Regions from separate parts of the Homo sapiens genome. Here regions 1 and 2 are each linked to region 3. Evidence: read pairs that join two places in POLR2A ChIA-PET (ENCODE). Cell type or tissue: CD4-positive, alpha-beta T cell. All regions are shown on one strand.

Evidence for each region. ChIA-PET counts read pairs that join two places held together with the same protein. Peaks named below come from ENCODE experiments on the same cell type or tissue, not always from the same donor. Only the 100,000 strongest peaks of a DNase experiment are listed, where the experiment ranks them.
Region 1: POLR2A ChIA-PET joins it to region 3 with 14 read pairs; 8 of 35 experiments call an interaction of 5 or more read pairs at or near these places.
Region 2: POLR2A ChIA-PET joins it to region 3 with 10 read pairs; 3 of 35 experiments call an interaction of 5 or more read pairs at or near these places.

The regions. Positions count from the first base shown.
Region 1 is chr3:16,481,586-16,484,085 of GRCh38, forward strand. The region is part of intron 2 of RFTN1 (raftlin, lipid raft linker 1); the gene reads right to left. It overlaps LOC124906219 (a long non-coding RNA gene), which reads left to right. Exons shown (of 3, transcript XR_007095839.1): 3 at 1-2,500. Among named protein-coding and RNA genes, the nearest start is that of RFTN1, 31 kb to the right of the region's middle. RefSeq lists an enhancer at 1,095-1,947. In CD4-positive, alpha-beta T cell, no CTCF peak of the experiment used is centred here; DNase peaks (open chromatin) are centred at 1,306 and 1,856; H3K4me3 peaks cover 290 bases; H3K27ac peaks cover 2,500 bases.
Region 2 is chr3:17,225,987-17,228,486 of GRCh38, forward strand. The region is part of intron 18 of TBC1D5 (TBC1 domain family member 5); the gene reads right to left. Among named protein-coding and RNA genes, the nearest start is that of PLCL2-AS1, 170 kb to the left of the region's middle. In CD4-positive, alpha-beta T cell, no CTCF peak of the experiment used is centred here; no DNase peak of the experiment used is centred here.
Region 3 is chr3:16,285,085-16,287,584 of GRCh38, forward strand. OXNAD1 (oxidoreductase NAD binding domain containing 1) reads left to right here. Exons shown (of 9, transcript NM_138381.5): 5 at 1,258-1,364. Among named protein-coding and RNA genes, the nearest start is that of OXNAD1, 21 kb to the left of the region's middle. RefSeq lists a silencer at 1,177-1,316. In CD4-positive, alpha-beta T cell, no CTCF peak of the experiment used is centred here; a DNase peak (open chromatin) is centred at 1,257; H3K4me3 peaks cover 1,883 bases; H3K27ac peaks cover 2,278 bases.

The sequences.
Region 1 (2,500 bases), 200 kb after region 3:
CATCCAACAATTGCTTTTGCCTAAACTGAAATTAAATAAATAGACACACACACACTCTCCATAAAAACTCTGCTACACAATTTATTAATGAACAGTGAAAAGAAACAGAAGCCAAAAGTGGGTCAGGAGAAACTGTTTAATCTAATAGTCTGGAAATTATATTGGAAGAAACAGATGGTTTCACAGAAGTCAATGTTACCTAGAGGAGCAAGGAGCGATTTTCTAGGAAAGAAAAATGTTTCCCTACCCTACCGCATATACTATTTTCAGCAAAGGAGGAGTCTATATTCAGCACAGGAAAAGTCCCGATATTGGCACACTTACAAAACTGGGACTAAGTGGCAGCCATCCACACATACTCAAGCTCAGACTTGGCCTTCTGAATCTGAGCTGGAGGTCAAACCTAGCCCTATTTTAAAGCTGGGAACAACAGAAGCCAGCACTACGCTCCAGTGGGTTATTGACCAACACTCATGTTCTTGATACCTAAGGAAAGTGGTCACCAACAGGTCATGGGCAGCATGACCCTTAATGTGGCTCCGGACCCTCAGAGACTCTGTGGGTCCCAGGCAGCAGCAAGACACACAGGGCACATGGAGTCGGAAGACCTCAGTGCAAGCTGCGGCTCTGTAAGACAAGACCACCCTATTTGTCAGGCTCCCTATTTGTCAAGCAGAACAAAAAACATCTCTAGACTTGTAAGGATGAATTGAGCTAAAGTATATCAAGCTGCATTGCAAACAACACAGCATAAGACAATGCTCAACCACTCAGTCTATTCTCATCCCCACCATCTATGATTCACCAAAACATGCAGCCAAATTCTCCCTAGAGTAGGGCTCAATCAAAAAGAGAACATCAAAGCTGGGGTCCTTGAATGACCGATCACAGCCAACCAAATCTCAAAGCCATACCCGAGGGACCTTTGGTATTGTCCACAATCCTTAAGAGTAAAGAATTGAAGAAGGCAAGTCTGAGTTCTGATTCTAGCTCATCACACATTCGTTGCAGAACCACGGGCACATTAGGTAACCTCACTGAGCCTTGTTTCCTCATTTGTAAAATCAAGATCTCTATAAGGATTAATTGACACTGAGCACCATGCATGCCACATTAGCTGTTATTACTGTTGCTACTGTTAACAATGATTATATCAATACCAGCAGCATCCAAGTCCACTGCTCCATCACAATACATCAGCTGCAGGGATCCCCAGAGAGGCCAGGGAGGGCGCAGGGGCAGAACAGCCTTTCTGCCATGAAGATGAAGGACTGTACGAGGAGGAGCCTCCCACCGGGGTGAGCTTAAATTTGCGGAAATATAGAAAGTCCCGCCCCACCCAACTCTGACCCTGGGGCCTCTTGCAGCAGTATCAAGGGCTGCTTAGAGCCTCCCTTCTAGCCATCCACCTTCCCTCCTCCAGGGCTTCTGACATTTTGCTCCAAGGTTTGTTTGTTTTTACTTAGAAAAAATGCCATCAACGTCAGTGACTGTATGCTCAGTTCTGCTGAAGAGCTGCAAATGTTATAGATGGATTTGTTATGTTCTAAAACTGCAGGTATCATATTTACAGAGAGGTAATAAATACCTCATTAAGGAAAGGCAAAACAAACACTTCAGAGTACTTGAGGCTCTATCTAAAGGAACCCCATGGTGAAACCCACTTTAAACCAAGAATCCTCCTGTAATGCAAATAAGTACTCATCCCCTCCAATTCTCTTCCTTCCTTTCCCTAGTTTACGATGTTGGGCTCCCCTGTAAAGCACCCCCCTCCCTCCCAGAACCTGCAGGCACCAGCAGCCAGGTATCCATCTTAGCCAGCTCCCTGAGACATCACAGACTTAAGCTGAGTCTGTTGACACCTGTTCTGTAGTGTCAACTGTAGGTGGGGTGGGGACACAGAACCAAACCACAACACCAAGACTGACTTAATGGGTCTGGTGTGCAGCTGGGCATGGGAACTTTTTAAACAAACTTTGAGAATCATTGTGTCACCTTGTATCCTTATTTTTATTCCTCTGGCCTGTCCTCCCAAATATATTCCAAGTCACCTAAAGAAAGTAAGTTATGATTTGGTCATAATACATAGGTAGGTAAGTAAACATTTGTTGAATTTATTTTATACTCAAAAGATCACACTAGTATAATTTTTTTCTGCCATCTCCACTCAAATTAAAAAAAAAAAAATTGTACTCCACATGATCTTTTAAGGTTCTCCAAGTGTGGTCCCCAGACCAGCAGCATCAGCATTGCCTGGGAACTTATTACAAAAGCAGATTCTCAGGCCTTGCCCTAGACTTACTAAATCAGAAACTTTGAGGATGGGGCCCAGGACTCTGCATTTTGACAAGCCCTCCAGGCTATTCTGATTCACTCTCAAGGTTGGGAACCACTCCTTTAAGCTAATGATTAGTTTTAAAGGCTTTTCTGGAGATTGACATTATTTTAGATGAGGCCATGGAACTGGCCTATCATCTCCCTTCACGAAATCAGAAAGGCT
Region 2 (2,500 bases), 940 kb after region 3:
TGTGGATTTTGGTATCCGCAGGGGTCCTGGAACCAATCCCCCACAGATACTGAGGGACAACTGTATTTCCTCTGGAGATACATAGGAAAAGCCCAGGTACCTGGAGTAGTCTTGTCTCAAGACAAAAGGATGCACTCTCAGACTTCTCTGCCTTTTTCGTATCTGGTATGCACAGAATCTGATCACATTTGTATAGCACACTGGGGTAAATGGATGTGGGCTCATCCAGGCTTCCCCTGGACAGCTCCTGAGCTGAGGGGTCAGTATTCTCAGCAAGCTTGTAACCCATAAGCTACATACTGGTTCCAAAGTTCTCTACATACCTTTTTTTTTTTTTTTTGACAGAGAGGAACAGCATGAAACATTTTTGTTGCACGAAAATTTAAAGCCTATTCTTAGGGGCACATTCTAAAATACGCTGCTGTAGGGCCCTGCCCAATTCCCTCTTCAGGTCCAAGGCACTTATTTCCCCCAGCTGCTGGAAATGCTGGCTGTTGATGGCTCCCCTGAGTTCTTCTCTGGAAACTGCCCGCAACTGAAGAGAGCTTCCTTGCCCAAGGTCATGCCCCTTACCTGGGAATTAACTCCAATCCAGTGACTGGTTTGAGTTGACAAGTAAAAGCTGGCCCCCTTGCCTCAAGGTGGACAACTCTAGAGGACTACCCCAGCCCCAGAGGGTTCCAGCAGCAACTGCAAAGCGGTCGGTTTAGCTCTCTCCCTGCCAGTGTTGCTTCTTTCACTCCCCAGGTACTGATCTCAAGGATGCTGCCCAATAAATGTCTTAACCATGAATCTGTCTCACAGTTTGGTCTTCAGAATTTCTGACCCATGACATTTATTTAAAATTATTTTAGATTGTAAGACATTCTTAAATACATTAAATATAGGCTCATTCTTAAGCCATCTAGGGTGTACATGTATTAATGCATGTATGTAGTCTTTCATTCGTGACCAAACATCAGGGAATGAGCCCTATGCAGAGTGATCTTTTGAAATGCCTAAAGAAATTTCTGTTTAGCACTGGGGAGGGAAGTATGAACATAACAGAAGCTCTTAAGAAACTCCCAAAATAGCCATACAGGGAATACAGACTTGTATACACACTAACCTACAACCCTAGGTAGCAAAAGCGAACACTGAAGTACAAACAACAGCACTTTGTGTGCGCAAAAGGGGGAGTGTCCAATCTTGTCTCAGACAATTAAGAGTGTGAGCTAGATCTTAAAACTCAAGAGGAAATGGTCGTGGTGGGTCAGGGAGGGTCCTCTCTAGTGGAGAACACAGTATTTTCAAAGGCATTGTACTAGGAACATCTAGCTTAATCAGGGCCTGATTAAAACCTTTGGTGCTCCCTGCCATCAATATGTAATTGAAAATGATATCAATATCAAAGTAAAAGGAAAGATTAAGTTCAACAGAGTGCTTTCTAAAAAATTTGATGATTATTTCAATGTTTTTTTGGGGGAGGATCAATTATCAAATTTTTTCTAAAGTTGAAGGTGCCCCATTATACACCATGGAATTCTATACAACCATACAAAAGAACATCATGTTCTTTGTAGGAACATAGATGGAGCTGGGGGCCATTATCTTTAGCAAACTAACACAGGAACAGAAAACTAAATACCACATGTTCTCACTTATAAGTGAGAGCTAATGATGAGAACACGTGGACACAAAGAGGAGAACAACAGACACTGGGGCTTACTTGAATGTGGAGGGTGGGAGGAGGGAGAGAATAAAAAAAAACTATTAGGTACTAGGCTTAGTACCTGGGTGATGAAATAATCTGTTTAGCAAACCCCCATGCCACACGTTTACCTATATAACAAGCCTGCACATGTACCACTGAACCTAAAATAAAAGTTTTTTTTTTTTTTTTTAAGAAAAAAACTAAGTTGCTGGTACCCTAAACATGAGCTTAGTTTCCCTCTTGATCATCCAGTCTTGGGGAGTGGAGGATAGTGGGAAGATGAGGCCAGATCAAGGGTCTGACAGATCAAGAAGAGCTCCTTATTCTCATGTTAAGGGGTCTGGCCTTTATTTCATTGGTGGTTGATGGCAGTTACTACAGATTTTAGGCCAGAAAATTGAGTGAGGATTATAAGGGCTTGGTTGAGTGGACCATCTGTTGCGTTGGTCCAGGCAAGAGATTATGGCCTTCAACTGAGGCTGTGGTGGTAGATTTGAGAGATGTTTACAGGGTAGAATTCCCCAAGCCACTATCTGGTGGGTCAGACACAGCTAGGATTGAGTCTGAACTGGGTTGATACCTAGTTGTACGGCCTTGAACAAGTCACTGACCCTCCACTGGCCATAGTTCTCATCTACAAGTGGCTGTGTGTCCTAAATGATAATGTAAAGGGTTTAGTGTGGTGTCTAGCATATGCTCTCCGTAGACATAAACCATGTCTAGTGGAAGGCATAGAGATGGCTCCCAAATCTAGAGCACATAGTTTAAAATGCAGTACTCTGGATTGTGGATTCACAGGTTCTCTCT
Region 3 (2,500 bases):
GAGCAAGAGAGGGTTGACAAAAATATGGAGAAAGAAAGGTTAGGTATTTTGCAGGAGGGAGAGAAAGGTAGATAATACTAGAAGATACTTTGAGGTGGTGAGAGAGACCACCATCCATCATGAGAATTATCCAGTGGATTTTTGAAAATGGTCTCCACTAATAGTTTGATGAGATTTAGTAGTCCTATTGGAGTAGAGGGCCTGCATGAGCTAGCATTAGGATGGGACGTTCATTGACCTTGACAGATTTCCAAAGCACCCTTTGGTGGAGCTGTGAAGGTCACACTTTCCAAGGAGAGGGCTATATTTTGGTTAGTTGCTGATTTGCTGCCACAAGTAAAGATGAACAGACATAGAAGGTTGAGGAAGGAAAGAGTCATGTTGTCTTTTTTCTTTGCTTGTGAAGATGTCCCAGGCTTACAGGACAAAGAAACACAAAGCAGATGAAAGAATAAAGGAAATAGATACCTTTTGAATTTGAGGGGTGTTGAGCCATGAATGGCACATACCTGCATAGCTCCCGAGTCAAACCTATTCAAGGCTTTCCAGAAATCAGATACATCATGTAAAAATAGTGCTTCTCAAATTATCTGTAGGGAAGGGCTCTTTTTATTGTTAAGATTGTGATCTGTTTCCATTTTATAAAATATCGTGTGATAAAAAATGAATTTGAAAATTAATTAAAAACAAAGACATGAAGAATGCAAACCCATTTTGTTTTCTGTTACTAGACTCAATAGGCACAAGATTGTTCTGTGAAATTGTTAAAAGTTTCTAAGTGCCTGCTTTTGATTTCTGAAATTAGCTCTTTGTGGGCTCCTTACACCCCCAGAAGCAAGAGTGGGCCTCACTTTGCCCAGTGCTGATGGAGAATTTAACGGCAGCTCCTTGATAAGACCCTGGCTTGTTTACAGAGTTCCAATTCCCTGAGCTCTTCCCAGAGTGCCTAGCCCAGTGCACAGCACATTGTGGATACTCATCAGATAAATGCCGGTTAAAAGATCCCTTGAATAGATGATTTTTGAATGTAGGATAAAATTAAATTAGTATGATAGCAAGTCTCTCAAAAAAAAGTTAATTAAAATGTATTCACATGGTGGTAGGCTGAACTAAAGCAAAGTGTGTTTTACCTTGTTTGGCAATTTTCAAAAACCACATCTTTGTAGGTTTCAAAAACCTTAGTTCTCAGGATGCCACCATTTGTCCCTTGTGCTGTGTACGCACTAACCTCAGCCACAGTTCATCTTTTGGTTTTAGATTGTGTCAGCAGCTAAGGTGTGTGGAGCTGCCAGTGAGTCACCGTCAGTGAAGAGCCTCCGCTTGCTTGTTGCTGATCAAGACTTTTCCTTTAAAGCTGGCCAGTGGTAAGTGACTTTTCTGTGTTCCATGTATGTATGTTCAAGAAGGTGCCATCAGATAGAAGGTATTATTTTTTCTCCTGGAAAAGGCTAGCCATTCCCTTGAGGAAGAGGAATTCTAAATCATATCTGCTCAGGGTGAGCCTTTGTTGGCACAGAGGATCTGATTCCTTTTCTGGCCTCAGAGCCCACTTGGGTTTTGAGCCCGTGGCTCCCTCAGTCGTATATGAAAATTGCTGTCTTGTGTTTTCCACATTCAAACAAAGCTAGTTCTGGCCCATGGAACTGACAGCTCTGATAATTAGACTCTTCAGGAATGGTTGCTAACAGAATGCACTTCAGTAATCTAATCTCCTTGAGTTACGTGTTGCAGGAGATTCATAGGTTTTTTAAAAGTAGTCTTCTTCGTGTCCAATGCAGAGTAAACAAAGTATCCTGAAGAGAAGAGGAACTAGTGATGTCATCACAGGGCTCACTACCCTCTTGACTGAATTTGTCTATCATATGTACCTTATTTGGGTTGAATTTAAATACTTTGCCTAATTTGTTATCAGGATTCCCCAGTCAGGCCCAGCTCCCCAGAACCCCCACACAAATCATAAGTCTGTCCCATTTGACTCGGGACTGATCAGCATGCTGACTGGGTAACATTTCCTCCGAATGGGGCCTCCCTGAGCTTCAATTCAAGTTCAATTGTAAGGAAAGCAACTTGAATTTCCCTAGGAAAGGTGTGTTTGGGTGTGTGTGTCCTTTATTTTAATAAAGCATTCATTTCTAAATGGATTTCTGGCATGTCAGTCTTGATAGTGTTTCTTAGGAGTCACTTGACTAATTTTGGCAGTCCATCTGGAAATGTGGTTTTGTTAGAAGGAGGATGTGTGATAATAGCAAGTGTGATAATAGCAAGAGTTAGCAGTCTTGTGTGTTAATAGTTTGCCTTTGAATTTAGAACTAGAAAACAAGATGCTGATTGCAATAATTTGGGTTTGTGAAGCAATTTACTGCAATCTTTGCACATGTTCGATGATACACATTAAATGCATTTTGCCTGTTTTAGGGGGCGGGCAACATATTTACCCTTCAAAAATGGTTTAGCAGTCATTATATTGAAAAGTGGAAACTTTAATTGTAATGATCTGTTT